Regions from separate parts of the Homo sapiens genome. Here region 2 is linked to region 1. A link is a loop called in an ENCODE intact Hi-C map of the cell type or tissue named here. Cell type or tissue: spleen. All regions are shown on one strand. Links, peaks and the distances in the headings refer to the core of each region. The heading gives the core; the rest is flanking DNA.

Region 1 (8,343 bases), core at 239-8,238:
AAAGAGTAATCCCTGGACACTATTGTAAAAAATCTCTGCGCCTCTTTTCCTTTTATCTTCCATAGGCACAGAGATCTTATCAGAATTTTGGGGGGTCACAGTTTCCCTTTGGAAACTTTATGGGGTGATGTGTCCTCGGCTACCCTTCAGATTTTTCCTGGTCCTGGGTTTCAGTACTGTCTGGGAATAAACCATGATACCCACCATGACTATGTCTGCTAGAGTGCCTAATGAATATCAGCTCCTGGGTCATTTTCTCCCACAGGACTGCCTGAGGTACAAAGTGTAGCCTCTCGAGGGAGCAGGTGGATGCCCTGGAGCTGAGAGAAATCTCCTGGTGCACTCTTCCTTGGAAAGGCTGACACCTTGAGACATTAAGATTGTCTTCACCCAACTCAGCTTCCGTTTCCTTGGGACACATTGCTGGTCAATCAGATGCTGGTATTGAGGGAAAAACATAGAAATAATTTCTGGATTCTCTAAGGGGGCAGAAAAATAGTGAAAAAAAATGATGAAAAAAGAGTGAAAGACAAATAGTGAAAAATTTGTAAAGGAAATTAAAAGGTAAAATATTTACGAATGGTGTAAAAGAGGTGAGTTTCAGAAAAAAATTAATATCTACATATATTCCATTTGTTAAAAATTCTCATTTACTATTTTGTTTTCCAGACTGAGTTTAGTAATTGTCACAGGTAGTTTTTTTACGGCTGGGTAATTTTTTTTTTTTTTGAGACAGTCTCATTCTGTCACCCAGGCTGGAGTGCAGTCACATGATCTTGGCTCACTGCAACCTCTGTCTCTTGGGTTCAAGCGATTCTCCTCCCTCAGCCTCCTGAGTAGCTGAGACTACAGGCGCTAGCCACCACACTCAGCTAATTTTTGTATTTTTAGTAGGGATGAGGTTTCACCATGTTGGCCAGTCTGGTCTCAAACTCTTGATCTCAGGTGATCCACCCGCCTTGGCCTCCCAAAGTATTGGGATTACAGGCATGAGACACCGCACCCAGCCTAGCTGGGTAATTTCAAACAGAATTCCAAGCCTTAACTTTTAGAATGCTAGCTATCTAGGGAAAAAATAGAGAAAATCTCTTCTCCATTTTGGCTTTAGAAAATGAATACATTTCCGGCCGAGTGCAGTGGCACACGCCTGTAATCCTAGCACTTTAGGATGCCAAGAGGGGTGGATCACCTGAGGTCAGGAATTCGAGGCCAGCCTGGCCAACATGGTGAAGCCTTGTCGCTACTAAAAATACAAAAATTAGCCGGGCGTGGTGGTACATGCCTGTAATTCCAGCTACTTGGGAGGCTGAAGCAGGAAAATTGCTTGAACCCGGGGGGTGGAGGTTGCAGTGAGCCAAGATTGTGCCACTTCATTCCAGCCTGGGCGAAAGAGTGAAACTTCATCTCAAAAAAAAAAAAAAAACAGAAAAGAAAATGAATACATTTCCACCAGAAAATGTGGTAGGTAATTGGTGAAGTTACATAGATTCTTGAAAACATTAGTACCTCTTTTTGCATGGTAAATTTGTGACAGTGAATATTTCTAGTCTATACCCTGTTATCTTGATTTCTGAGTTTTATGCTAAATTTTATGAGATGAAACTTGGTACCTCCTAGAAGTGTTTCCAAATGAATAATTGTTTACTACATAATTTTTAATGGAAATAATAAAATAATACATTTATTATCTAAAAGGAATACTTTTGCTTTTCTTATTGAGATGTAAAATGTTATGCATCTTCAAAAAAGTCCTCCCTGGCCAGGCACAGTGGCTCAAGCCTGTAATCCCAGCACTTTGGGAGGCCAAGGTGGGTGGATCACTTGAGGTGAGGAGTTTGAGACCAGCCTGGACAACATGGTGAAACCCCGTCTCTACCAGAAATATAAAAAATTAGCCACATGTGGTAGTGGGCACCTGTAATCCCAGCTACTCAGGAGGCTGAGGCAGGAGAATTGCTTGAACCCAGGAGGTAGAGGTTGCAGTGAGCTGAGATCACACCACTGCACTCCAGCCTGGGTGACAGGGCGAGACTCTGTCTCAAAAACAACAGCAAAAAAAAAAAACCTAAACAAACAAATAAAACAAAAAGTGGATTTATACGCCTGTGCTCCAGACTTGCTGAGTCACTCTGGCCCGGCTGTCTGCCTCGGCCTGTTTCTGACCAAAGCATATCCATGTACCTTACAGCCCCCCAAATGAATAAAGCCTTTCCTAGAAGTTGCCAACTTCCTAATGAAAACTTTGCCCTTGACTTCGGTAATATCAAAAATTGCAGATATATGTGGAAGGAAAATAAACTCTTGGGACCCTGAACTCACTATGCCAAAAGTAAAGCTGGGAACTGGGTCATGCAAAGATTGGCTTCCTTTTATTCCCAAACAGCTGTAATTTCACATGCTTACTTTATCTTGTATAAAATGTAGAGTTACTGAGGGAGAGAGAGAAGGGGGAATGCATGATTGACTTCTCCGACCCCTTTCTTTCTACATGTAAAATATAGATTCACTGAGTGCTAATCAGAGCCTCATGGGAATGTAGCCAATAGCCTCATCACCTACACTCCCTCTTGTTTCCCCCACCCGGCCTTTTTTCTTCCCCTCCCACTTGCTCTTTCCTCTTTAAATACTGAAGTTCCCAAAACATTCTTTGGAAAAAACACAGGACACAGATCCTATTGCGACTTGTGTTTCTTTCTCCCCGGTGTGTCCTCAACATTAACAAAATAAATCTCAAAATTGATTGAAAAAAAAAAAAAGCAACCCCTTTTCTGCCTAAACTTTGCAATCTTTAAAGATTTATAGTTGGTGCTTCCTCCTTTGGAATTCAAATTTTTATTACATAAATCTGTGTTTTATTTTACAAAGTCTAGAAACTGCCTCAAAACAGTAACAACTTCATCTTCAGTAAGACCCTCCCAATCCCCTTCCGTCTTAACCTTAACTACATCTGCCTGTGGGTCCCCAGATTTCCAGGGCCCTGTAGCTTTTCTCAGTATAAAGGCTTCTTCCATGGCTGGGGTGAGCAGCCTGAGACATCTGCAGGGGAGGCTCCCTAGAAAGAGCTGGGTCTTTAATAATCTCCTCCCAGGGTGAGAGAGGACTGAAAACTTACAGGAAATTAGCTCTGATAACAGACCCCCTTTTCCCACAGCTGCCACCCCAGGATTCCCACCCACTCACAAACATACCCATAAATTGATGTGTCCACACTCCTCCCAGGACTAGGCACCACCATCAGGAATTTCACCACAGCATTTTTGATCCTAGTGTTTTTTTTTGCCAAAAATCCACAAAAGTGTTTATAGTCTCCTGCATATCCCCACCCCCAGACACTGAATCTGCAGCAGCAACCTTTTTCCTCCACCAACCAACGGTTCTGTACCACCTGTTCATAATCTCATCTGCCTGCCCGGACACAGAAATAAACAAGTACAGCCCCACCTGGGCCACTATCTGTAGGGCAAACAAGTCCTTCCACCTACATTGCACTATCCTCCACCTGTGGATTTTATTCCTTTTAACTTTTATTTTTGTTTCAGGGTTGGGGGTAAACGTGCGAGTTGTTATATAAGCAAAATTGTGGCATAGGGGTTTGGTGTAGATTATTTTGTTAATGAGGTACTATGCATAGCATAAACAGGTATTTTTTTCTAGTCCTTTCTGTCCTCCTACCCACCACCCTCAACTAGGCCTGTGTCTGTTTTTCCTCTCTTTGTCCTCCGCCTCCGGGGTTCAAGCAATTCTGCCTCAGCCTTCTGAGTAACTGGAACTACAGGTGCATGCAACCACAGCCGGCTAATTTTTGTATTCTTAGTAGAGACAGGGGTTTCACCACATTGGCCAGGCTGGTCTCAAACTCCTGACCTCAAGTGATCTGCCTGCCTCAGCCTCCCAAAGTGCTGGGATTGCAGGCATGAGCCATTGCACCCGGCCTTTTTGGTAAGTTTTTTTTTGTTTTGTTTTTTTTTGTTTTTTTGTTTTTTTGAGACGGACCCTTGCTCTGTCACCCAGGCTGGAGTGCAGTGGCACGATCTTGGCTCACTGCAACCTCTGCCTCCCGGATTCAAGCGATTCTCCAGCCTCAGCCTCCTGAGTAGCTGGGATTACAGGTGCGTGCCAACACACGTGGCTACTTTTTGTATTTTTAGTAGAGACGGGGTTTCACCATGTTGGTCAGGCTGGTCTCGAATTCCTGACCTTGTGATCTGCCTGCCTCAGCCTCCCAAAGTGCTGAGATTACATGTATGAACCACTGCGCCTGGCCTTATGGTAAATTTTTTTTTTTTTTGAGACAGTGTCTCGCTCTGTCGCCCAGTCTGGAGTGCAGTGGCGCGATCTTGGCTCACTGCAAGCTCTACCTCCCAGGTTCATGCCATTCTCCTGCCTCAGCCTCCGGAGTAGCTGGGACTACAGGTGACTGCCACTACGCCTGGCTAATTTTTTTGTATTTTTAGTAGAGACGGGGTTTTACCATGTTTGCCAGGATGGTCTCAATCTCCTGGCCTCGTGATCCGCCCGCCTTGGCCTCCCAAAGTGCTCGGATTACAGGCGTGAGCCACTGTACCCGTCCCGCCTTATGGTAAAATTTTTAAAATTCCTTACAAATTTTGAATAATAGACCTTTGTCAGAAGCATATTTTACAAATATTTTCTTTTTATTGTGTAGGTTGTTTGTTTACTCTATTGATAGTTTGCTTTGCTGTGAAGAAGCTCTTTAGTTTCTTTAGGTCCCATTTATCAAGTTTTGCTTTTGTTGCAATTGCTTTTGGCATCTTCATCATAAAATCTTTGCCAGTTCCTATGTCAATAATATTTTCTTTATCCAATTGACATAGGTATTTTTTAGATTTTCTTTCAGGGTTTTTTACAATTGTATGTTCTACATTTAGGTCTTTAATCACCTGGAGTTGATTTTTTTTTTATATGGTGTAAGGAAAGCATCCAGTTTCAGTCTTTTACATAGTGCTAGCTGGTTATTCCAGCACCATTTATTAAATAGGGAATTCTTCCTGCATTGCTCTTGTGACCTTTGTGGAAGATCAGATGGTTGTAGGTGTGTGGCATGATTTCTGGGCTCTCTTATTCTGTTCCATTGTTCTGTAGTCTGTGTTTGTACCAGTATCATGCTGCTTTGGTTACTCTGTTGTATAATTTGAAGTCAGGTAATGTAATGCCACCTGCTTTGTTCTTTTTGCTTGTGATTGCCTTGGCTATTCAGGTTTTTGGTTTTTTTTCGGTTTCATATAAATTTTAAAATACTTTTTTTTTTTTTTTTTTTTAGTTCCGTGAAGAATGTTATTGGTAGTTTGATAGAAATAGCATTAATTCTGTAAATTTCATTTGGCAGTATGGCCATTTTAATGATATCAGTCTTTTCTATCCATGAGCATAAAATGGCTGCCCATTGGCTTGTGTCATCTCTGACTTCTTTAAGAAGCATTTTGTAATTTTTGTTTTAGAGATTTTTCACCTCCCTGATTAGGTGTATTCCTAGACATTTTATTATTTTTGTGGTTATTGTGAATGGGATTTTTTTTGATTTGGCCTTAGGTTGAATGTTGTTGATGTTCAGAGATGTTACTGATTTTTGTACACTTATTTTGTATCCTGAAACTTCTATTTTCTAGTTTGTGTGCATAGATTTTCTAGTTCATGTGCATAGAAGTGTTCATAGTAGACTTCAATAGTTATTTGTATTTCTGTGGGGTCAGTGGTAGTCATTTCTAATTGTGTTTATTTGGACCTTCTCTTATTTCTTTATTATTGTAGCTAGTGGTTTATCTTATTTTATATATATATATATATTTTTTTTTACAAAGGTTTAATTCCTGGATTTTTTGGTCTCGTATTTTTTTTCTGTTTAAATCTTCAGTTCAGATCTGATTTTGGTTATTTCTTGTCTTTTCCTAGCTTAGGGGTTGGTTTGCTCTTGCTTTCTCTCATTCTTTTATTCATGATGTTAGGTTGTTAAATTGAGATCTTTGTAACTTTTGGATGTGAGCTTTTAGTGCTATAAATTTCTCTTTAACACTGCCTTAGCTGTGTTGCAGAGATTCTGGTATGTTGTATCTTTGTTCTCATTTTTTGCAATGAACTTGATTTCTGCTTTAATTTCATTATTTACTCAAAAGTCATTTAGACTCAGGTGGCATAATTTCCATGTATTTGTATCACTTCAAGTGTTTTTTTTTTTGGTATTGAATTATATTTTTATCAAGCTGTGCTCTGTGTGTGTGGTTGGTGTAATTTTGGAATTTGCTGAGGGTTGTTTTATTTCTGATTGTGTGGTCAATTTTGGAGTATGTGCCACATGGTAATGAGAAGAATGTATAGTATGTTGTTTTTAGATTAAGAGTTTTGTAGGACTGTTTGTCCAAGTGTTGAGTTTAGATCCTGAGTTATTTGTAAATTTTCTGCCCTAATAATCTAACAGGGTCTGTGGGGTGTTGTATCCCACTATTATTGTGTCAGAATCTAAGTCTCTTCATAGGTCTCTAAGAACTTGCTTTATTCATGTACATCCACAGATTTTTTTTTTAATTTTTTTAGTATTTATTGATCATTCTTGGGTGTTTCTCGGAGAGGGGGATTTGGCAGGGTCATAGGACAATAGTGGAGGGAAGGTCAGCAGATAAACATGTGAACAAAGGTCTCTGGTTTTCCTAGGCAGAGGGCCCCGCTGCCTTCCGCAGTGTTTGTGTCCCTGGGTACTTGAGATTAGGGAGTGGTGATGACTCTTAACGAGTATGCCGCCTTCAAGCATCTGTTTAACAAAGCACATCTTGCACCGCCCTTAATCCATTTAACCCTTAGTGGACACAGCACATGTTTCAGAGAGCACGGGGTTGGGGGCAAGGTTATAGATTAACAGCATCCCAAGGCAGAAGAATCTTTGCCAGTACAGAACAAAATGGAGTCTCCCATGTCCACTTCTTTCCACACACAGAAACAATCCGATCTCTCTTTCTTTTCCCCACATTTCCCCCTTTTCTATTCGACAAAAACCGCCATTGTCATCATGGCCCGTTCTCAATGAGCTGTTGGGTACACCTCCCAGACGGGGCAGCCGGTCAGAGGCGCCCCCCCACCTCCCAGACGGGGCAGCGGCCGGGTGGGGGCTGCCCCCCACCTCCTGGACGGGGCAGCTGGCCGGGCTGGGGCTGCCCCCCACCTCCCGGACGGGGCGGCTGCCAGGCGGAGGAGCTCCTCACTTCCCAGACTGGGTGGCCGGTCAGAGACGCTCCTCACTTCCCAGACGGGTTGGCGGCAGGGCAGAGACACTCCTCAGTTCCCAGACGGGGTCGCGGCCGGGCAGAGGCGCTCTTCACATCTCAGACGGGGCGGCGGGGCAGAGGCGCTCCCCACATCCCAGACGATGGGCGGCCGGGCAGAGACGCTCCTCACTTCCTAGACGGGATGACGGCCGGGAAGAGGCGCTCCTCACTTCCCAGACTGGGCGGCCGGGCAGAGGGGCTCCTCACATCCCAGAGGATGGGCGGCCAGGCAGAGACGCTCCTCACTTCCTAGACGGGGTGGCGGCCGGGCAGAGGCTGCAATCTCGGCACTTTGGGAGGCCAAGGCAGGCGGCTGGGAGGTGGAGGTTGTAGCGAGCCGAGATCACGCCACTGCACTCCAGCCTGGGCAACATTGAGCACTGAGTGAGCGAGACTCCGTCTGCAATCCCGGCACCTCGGGAGGCCGTGGCGGGCAGATCACTTGAGGTCAGGAGCTGGAGACCAGCCCGGCCAACACAGCGAAACCCCGTCTCCACCAAAAAATGCGAAAACCAGTCTGGCGTGGCGGCGCGCGCCTGCAATCCCAGGCACTTGGCAGGCTGAGGCAGGAGAATCAGGCAGGGAGGTTGCAGTGAGCCGAGATGGCGGCAGTACAGTCCAGCCTCGGCTTGGCATCAGAGGGAGACAGGAGAGGGAGAGGGCACAGATTTTTTTTTATAACACCTTTCTGTATTCTGCTTTTTCTCTCTGTAAACATTCTTTCAAGTGCACACAGTGTGCCCAAGGCCACTCCTTGGATGCCTGAATCCAGTGTCTACTGAAATTCAGATGTCCAAGACTTCAAGAGCATGTCTAAAGACTTGGCTGTTATAGGAGAAAATAAAAATAAGAGGCTCTATTCTCCTACCTGAAAATAAGGAAGGCTATTAAGGCTATTATCCTCATCTCTCTTTTCTTAAAGCATTTGGATTATGTGTACTTTTTTTCTCTGCTTTATTGAAATATATGTAAATCATATAAATCATATTAATCTAGGTGTAGCTAAATAAACGATTCAGTATATAACAGTGGAGTTGGAGTTGAACCTTGGTTTCTATTTATTACTTCA
Region 2 (8,343 bases), core at 312-8,311, 240 kb after region 1:
GAAAGATGGGGCTGGAATGGCTGATTGCTCTGCTGTGAAGCTATTTTTCTACAAATCTGGCTGAAGTGCTCTGGAAGGGACTGTGTATTAAAAATAGGCAGATAAATATTCTGCCTGCAGATTTTGGGGCAAGCCAAAGAGAGAAAAGCCTCTCTGAACTAAAGCCTTGTGTGTACCTCCTGTGTTTATATCCTGTCTGGTAATTCTGTACAGTGTTTGGAAAACATAATTAAAAACAAAATTATCTCCAACTTCAGAGACACTCTAAAATGGTACAAGAGAAAGAAAATTTTTTTTTTTACATAATTAAACCACAATGTGATACCCATCATAGGCAATCTGCTGAGATTACAAAAGCAGAGATAAAAATCACCATATTTAGTCTTTAAGTAGAAGACTTAACAGCATAATTTGTCATATATAGTTCATCTTAAATTAACCGGGTAATTGAGAAGCCTATATGTATATTGGGTATATTCAATGAAAATTTAAATTGGCTATATTCAAAAGCAAAATAAGATTTCCTTGGCTTCATAATATTTTATGAAGTTACCTACTGTAGGACAGAAAGGTAATCCATTTACATTTCAATGCAATGGTTTCCAGGTCCTAGAGAAAGACATTTCTAAGTTAAAAAGGCTGACAAAGTCCTATTTACCTGTTTAAATGATGTACATACATTTAACAGAGACACAAAATAAATTTACATGTAAAAGTTTTCTTAAATTATTTTTTAAAAGGAGAGTAAAATGTCTTTTTTTATCTTCAAGTTTCATAATTTAAGTCTGGTATTTCTAATTTGTATTTGCCCTTACAACAGCCAAGTCTAAGGCCATGACCTTGAACTCATGGACATCTGATTTCCAGTAGGCATTTTAATCAGGCACCCGACGAGTGGCATTGGGTACAATTTGTTCACATGAAAGAGGGTTTAGTCAGGAAGTAAAGGCAGAAGAAAGATGCTATGAAGGACTGTTAATCTGAAATAATCTGAATAATCAATAAAGCCTCAAAATCCAATTGTAGAGTTTATTCAAGTGAAAAGCTAGAAATAGTCATCCAGGAGACAAAAGCTCTAGTGAAATAAGATGAGTGCTTCATAGGTGAAAGTTAAGTTCTTATTTCTACAGGCGAAAAACAAATTTAACAAGACTACAACAGTTTCTATACAAGGCTGGCTTAAGATTTACAAAAAATTAATTGGTTACAATGTATTTTTCCAACTTTTTTTTTTTTTTACAACTGGTTTTTCTTTCCTTTTCAACCTAAGCGTGTATTTAACATTTCATCTTAAGACAATGCAATAGCCATAGGTAAGAGGGAGGTTAATCTATAACGAAAGTCAATAGTGAAGGGGAAAGAGGTCTTCCATGGGGCACTTCGGCCATTGACAACACCTGACAAAAGAATGCAGCTGTAGAAGTAGGTGTAATCCATAAACAGAAAAACAAAGGTTACAGCTGCCTTGTTACTGCTGCCTGTCATATTACCCAGATTTTGTACTTACATTCCTTTAAGACCCAGAATAATTTAGAGTATCAAACAGCTTAAATTTTGAATTATTTAGTTTCATAGGACCTATGGGCAGGGGAAAGTCCAGAGTTAGTGGAAAGACTAATTTGTGCTACAGATAGTGGCTCAGAAAGGGTTAGGCTCTGGCTTATTTCTGTGTCTATGCAGGTAGATGAGACTATGATCAGGTGACTCAGAAGCCCAGTTGACTGGATGGAGCAGGTTGTTGCCACAGATTTAGCGTCTGAGGACAGGGATAAGTCTAAAGTCCTCTAGGCACTTGTATCTGGCTGAAATGTGAGCATGGAGATTTGTCCTAAGAGGGTTGTGAGCACATTATTATATAGTGTGCATGTGTCCGGGGGGGCAAAATCACATACTGGTAGCTAAATGGGAGGAGTCTGCCCTCTTAACTCACTTCCTATGTGTCCTCAGTTCCTGTTGACCCTGGGAGAAACATGGCATCACAGAACAATTTACAGTGTGACAGTCTGTGTGCACTAGAGCAGAACCTCCCTTTTCTGAGACACCTGGAGTCTCCCTTCAGCCCGGGGCCTGCCTGACACTTGCTGAGTGATTCACAGGCACGCACATGTCCTTGGCTCCTCTTATGTTATTTGTTGATGATTGACTCAAGTGTCAAAAACATGAGCAAAACAACTCCATTTTCTTTTGAGTAACCCAGGGCATATTGTGAGAAGTTATTATAGCATGAGCATGAAGATGTTTTTATCCCAGCTTTGTTGGAAAATGAACAAATCAAAAACAAAAAAAGAAAATGAACAAAATCAGCAAAAATGGATATGTGGTAGGAATAGATGGAAGCCTTTGACAATTATGCCATGAATCCATATTTTATAATATGTAAGTAATAAAGCAGAATATAACTGCATTAAGAGATAAGATTATGTTTTCAAATAGTTGGTATGTGTTTACTATGAATTTTTGTACCACAAATACCCCCTGCTTTTAGGTATTTATTTTTTTACTTTTTTAAAAAAATCAACTTTTAAGTTCCGGGGTACATATGCAGGATGTGCAGGTTTGTTACACAGGTAAATGTGTGTCATGGTACTTTGCTGCACAGATCAACCCATCACCCATGTATTAAGCTCAGCACCCATTAGCTGTTCTTCCTGATGCTTTCCCCGCCCCCTGACAGGCCCCAGGGTGTGTTGTTCCCCCAAGGTGTCCATGTATCTCATCATTCAGCTTCCACTTATTAGTATGAGAGCATGCAGCGTTTGGGTTTCTGTTCCTGTGTTAAGTTTGCTGAGAATAGCGGCTTCCAGCTCCATCCATGTCCCTGTCAAGGACATGATCTTTTTCCTTCTTATGCCTGCATAGTATTCCATGGTATATACCTACCACATTTTCTTTATCCAGTCTACTGTTGAAAGCAATGTGGGTTAATTCCATGTCTTTGCTATTGTGAATAGTATTTTTTTTTGTTTTACTTTTAAAAACAATATACTGCTTAAGTTTAATTGAAAAAAATAAATTTTTAAAACATACTTTGAGAGCACAGAACCTATTGAAATGTAATCACAAGTGTTTCATGCTCAATAAGCAACTGTAGTTTAATATTTGTTATGAATATTTGTTGACTGTGTTTCAAAATTTCTTATCCGGTATTTTTAAAAAATATTTATTACTTCAAATGAGTGCCCATAATATGGTAAAGATACAAGAGATTTCAAATAAAAAAGAACTCACAGAATTTACATGTTTCGAGGAAAATGTCACAGCTGTAATTGGTTAGAATTTACATAAAGGCAGATGTCTTTATACAAACACATAAGACAGAAAAGCAGAGCAAAACTGTGGTTTGCACCAGGCAAGATAAGGAAAAAAAGAAGGCGCTAAAGAAGGGAATCCATAAACAGTGTGGTTAAAGACTGTAAGTTTAGGTGGCCCTAGAAAGGCCTTACTAAGAATTAGGAGGCTTTAGTAATTAAGTAATAGAGAGTGACTAAGTAGTTTTGTAAAGAGTAAACAGAAAGACATACATTTTTTATAGAATTAAAATGTTGATGGTCCTATTAAACTATTATCTAATCTGTTCCAATAATTGACATATTCTTATTACTGTTATCTCAGTTAATTACACTAATAAATATTTTAATTTTCAAGTCAGGATATTACTTCTGTCTCTTAATATACTCAACGATAAATAATCTGTTATTATTATCTGTTTCACAAATAAGAGCTGTGAGACACAAAGAGGCTGTGTAACTTATAAAAGTTGACTTTTTAATTGTGAGAATAAGTTTCAGGTCCTTTTTAAAGCGAACTTTCTTCTCTATTAGATGTCTTTTGTCACATTCTCAGCCGTAATTTTAGAAATGTCTGTATCTTCACTCCTGCTCACAATGTATTTTGATGTTACTATCTTAACACTTCTTAGAACAGTGCTTGGCATATTGTACATAGCATTATCAAACATGATTCCCAAAGGAAAAAAATAAAAACATAATTTCTATTTGTAGATGATATACTATACCTAGAAACTCAAGAGATTTGACAAATACCAAGATTTAGCATAGTGGCAGCATAAAAAATAAAACTTTATAAAATAAATATAAAAATTGATGTTCTATCATATTGAGATACCACTTCACACACATGAGAATGGCTATTATATGAAAAACAACAGCATAATCCCTAAAAGAACAAGCGGTAAAAAGAAGAGGGAGAAATTAGAATGATTTTTAACTCCTGGTGCAAATGTAAAATGGTGTAGCCACTATAAAAAACAATGTGGACATTTCTTGGAAAAAAAAAACCATAAAATGTACCTTCTTCTATGTTTAGAACATAGAATTATATGATCCAGCTATTTCATTGCTAAATTCAGACTGTAGTTCAACAACATACAGCTTATCACTAATCAATGTTATTTCTGCAAACTAACGAGAATTCCTGACAATGGCTGACTACTTATTCTGCTTCTTACTTTATAAACCGTATTAAAAAGGCCAAAGTTCATATCTTAGGTAACATGCATCTGAGTCTTCCAGGCAGCTGTCCTCACCTTGGCTGAAGTAAATTCTTTAAAATTTTATTTTTTTGCCCCTGCTTCTTCCTTTGGATTGATATTTCTGGTGCTGTGAGCAGGATTCAGAGGGACACCCCCAACCATCCAACATCCCTCTTGAACTCAGAAACTAGTCAATGAGAACCCCTTGTATTCTTCCAGCTCCCAGTACATTGTTGAGTGTAAGGGGTGAGTCCTCCTGAATTCAGATCTCCCTACTATTTCATGAGGTCAAGACTTTGCTTGAGCTGTTCTTTTCAACCCTCACTTTCTAGAAAAAATATTTCCATTTTTGGCTAAAGTCAGGAGATTTTAATTTCAATATTTTTAACTGCTTTCTCTGCTACTGTCTCAAGACAGAAAATCTGGGTCATAATACTGGCAGTCTAGCCCTGGTGGTTTTACTTCTTTTGTTCTAAAATTAGGTAACATGCTTTAAAAAACACAGCTGTTTTCTATTGCTTCTAATTTGAACTTGACTTTTTGGGACCTTCAAAGCAAAAGGTGCATGGGAGTGAATTCTCTCATCCCAAAGATAAAAGGCAATTTCTTTAACTGACTCATTTGGGTGCTCTAGGCAACTAGAGACTTTGTAGAGGTGTTAGGATGATTTTCAATGCTTTGTACCAGTCTCACAGGGTCCTCCCAAAAGAAAAACACCTGCAGAGACTTTTAACTAAGCTGGAAGTAAACATAAGCATTGCTCACCCAGCACTATAATCAGCAACTCTTGGGTGACACCTTGAGGAGTGATGCTCATACACAGCACACTTAGACCTGGTACACTGCTCTGGCCATGATCACCTTTGAAAAGTTTCTAAATTATGGAAAACTGATCATCAAAACCATTCTTTTCCTTCTAGGTAACATGCCTTAGAAACATAAGCTGAACTTATGTATAATACCTATGGAGCTTCATCTTGCAAATGCCTGGGTAAATGTACCGACATGACTTCAGATGACCCCAAAATGCAATGACAAAAATGAAGGTCTTATGACATTTCTAAATTAATATATTTCCATGCACAATTGGAAACGGCAGGTTTTAGAATGAAATTTAATGAAAGGCCTTCTTTCTGTTTTGCCTGGCTACATTCTAATAAGAGATTTCAAAGTACATTTTAAGAGGGCTCTTTCACTTCCTCAAAAAAAAACCTTTTAAATGTTCAAAATGCCTGTTTGATTGCTGCAGGATTTACAATACATACTTTAACTTTTTCCAGTCTTTTCTCAGTCTCTCGGAGATGTAAATCTTACCATGTATTTGAAATGTTAACATCCAGAGAATTAGCAAAACAGCATTCTAGCTGAGATCAAATTGGAGAAAAAAAAATTGAAGTTTTTTTAGACCAAACCTCAAAATTTTATTTCTCAATGAATTATCTCTAGCTTAGGCAAAAAAACATTACATACATAATAATTAATTACTAATGTATTTGTTTTTATTATTTGATTTTTGCTCTTGACCTTCTGGAGTCCACATTTGTAAACTTGTCTACTCCCATAGACAGCTTTCATTCTCCTGTTTTACCAACCATTTCTTAAAATCTTGTGTCTGGCCTTTGTGGGTAGATGGTAAACTGAGAAGCTGAGATACTAAAAAATGTGGCCTGAAAATATAGATTGCAACCCACTTGCAGTAAGCTGTTCTTAGGAGAAGTTTTGATTACAGAAGAGCTACAATTTTTTTGTTATTTCTCTGAAGTTTTAAAGTCATACAGGATTTCTTGGATTTGGCCTCATGAATGTTTGTGTTGGTTTTTAGTCACTAGTTCAGGTATCCCTTTAATTTAAAATTTCAGTTTATATTTAGAGTGTAATAGAAACTTTTGTTGTTTTGTTTGTTTAGTCTTCTCTCTGGAACTAAATAAAACCATATACTGTGGTTTGGAAAAAAGAAAACTATTTACTGAAAAATTTCAAAGAGAAACAGCTTTGAATAGTGATTACCCTAGGCCTCCAGTAAACAAAAATGCCCCATCTCCAAAATTCCTTCTTGATGTAAATTTTAGAAAGAAAAAGATAAATTTTAGAAAGAAAAAGACAAGTAAAGAAATGTTTTTGTCTGAGCGTAGTGGCTCACACCTGCAATCCCAGCACTTGGGAGGCCGAGGCAGGCAGATCACGAGGTCAGGAGTTCGAGACCAGCCTGGCCAACATGGTGAAACCCTGTCTCTACTAAAAATACAAAAAATTAGCCAGGCGTGGTGGCAGGCACCTGTAATCCCAGCTACTTGGGAGGCTGAGGCAGGAAAATTGCTTGAATCCAGGAGGCAGAGGTTGCAGTGAGCCAAGACCGCTCGACTGCACTCCAGTCTGGGCAACAGAGCAAGACTCTGTCTCAAAAAAAAAAAAAAAAAAAAAAAAGGGAAGAAATGTTTTCTATTTACCTGGGTAAAATCTAATTTTAAAAAATTTAAAAGCTCTACAGTCAAAAGTCCATTTATTTAGAATTGACAGTCAGGCTTAGTCAGGCATATATATATATATATATATATATATATATATATATATATATATATACACATACACACACACACATACATATACACACACACACATACATACATACACATATTTTATATATACACACACACACATACATATACATACGTATTTGAGGCCTATGGTTTTCCCATATAAGGTCTTTAGTTAACTGAATTTCTCTCTCCCTAGACTAGCATCTCTATGTGTCCGTTTCTTCTCTTGCCGACATGATTTTTGCAAGGATAATGTAAAACTTTACTGGCTCTTTGGAAAACAAAGTCTTCTCAAACTGTCTCCTCTGGAATTAATTCTTCCATTTACTTCTATCTGTCTCATGTTCCACTTAAAACCTTTTGTCACTATAGAGGACAACTAAAGGAAACTTCTAGCAGCCTGAGACCCCTTGAAGAGCACAGATAAAGTGCCACAGGCTTCTCCTTTTTGGCAGGGTACCTCTGTTTTTCCTCATGAAGCCCCCAGAGTTGTGGGTAAACAGTTTCTTTTCAGGTCTGAAGCTCTACTCCCTTTTACAATGAACTCCCTCTCTAGGGCTTTTAGATACAAACATGAGTAAGTTATATGTTGTGTCTACATGTATATATATGTCTATAAATGTCTTTGTGTATTATCTACATGGTACTGAATTAACTTAAAGATAACTGGTCATGAATTAAAAAAATAAGCCCAATATTTTTAAGAATATGTGAATTGAGTAAATCTTTTGGTAAACATGACTAGTTTAATATTGTTAGTTTAATTTTAAAAAAGTCTTTTGACTTCTCAGCAAAATATGTATATATTTAACTTTATTGCTTTTATGATACTTGCCCAACATGGTAATATAAAAATGGATAATAGGAAGTTTAACTTTAGATGAGTATATTAGTCTGTTTCATGAGATTTTACAAAAATAATTGTTAAGAATAAATAAATAAAGCATGTAAATGGGACAAAAGTTTATAAACTTACAATACTGATTGTTTTGTAATGTGTTTAATTTAAATAGTTTCTCAAATCTTTATGGAAACTACACTCGTAGACTGTTGCTAAGCTACATTAAATGATGGCTATTCATTAAACATCTAAATTATCTCCAAGTAAGACAAAATGCTAAGATATTAATTTTTAAATACAAGTTTAAGCTAAATATTTTTGGTTTCTTCACAGAAACCAAAGATATTTAGATCTGTTAGTATGCCCTATTCCACATTAAAAATGTTTCCATTTAAAATCCTATGTTTCTAAAAATTAGAAAATATATCTTTATAAAATTTTAGTTCATGACTAATAGTTAAAATTGCTTACTT

What was found. Peaks named below come from ENCODE experiments on the same cell type or tissue, not always from the same donor. Only the 100,000 strongest peaks of a DNase experiment are listed, where the experiment ranks them.
Region 2: a loop joins it to region 1, with 5 times the contacts of the local background. A loop is called at or near these places in 24 of 110 quality-filtered maps.

What each region holds. Positions count from the first base shown.
Region 1 is chr7:64,553,196-64,561,538 of GRCh38, reverse strand. All of the region lies in intron 1 of ZNF680 (zinc finger protein 680), which reads left to right. Among named protein-coding and RNA genes, the nearest start is that of ZNF680, 5.7 kb to the left of the region's middle. RefSeq lists enhancers at 2,054-2,348, 6,907-7,412. In spleen, for the core only: no CTCF peak of the experiment used is centred there; no DNase peak of the experiment used is centred there; H3K27ac peaks cover 2,303 bases.
Region 2 is chr7:64,318,063-64,326,405 of GRCh38, reverse strand. All of the region lies in intron 1 of ZNF736 (zinc finger protein 736), which reads right to left. Among named protein-coding and RNA genes, the nearest start is that of ZNF736, 8.3 kb to the right of the region's middle. RefSeq lists a silencer at 3,288-3,488. In spleen, for the core only: no CTCF peak of the experiment used is centred there; no DNase peak of the experiment used is centred there; H3K27ac peaks cover 1,206 bases.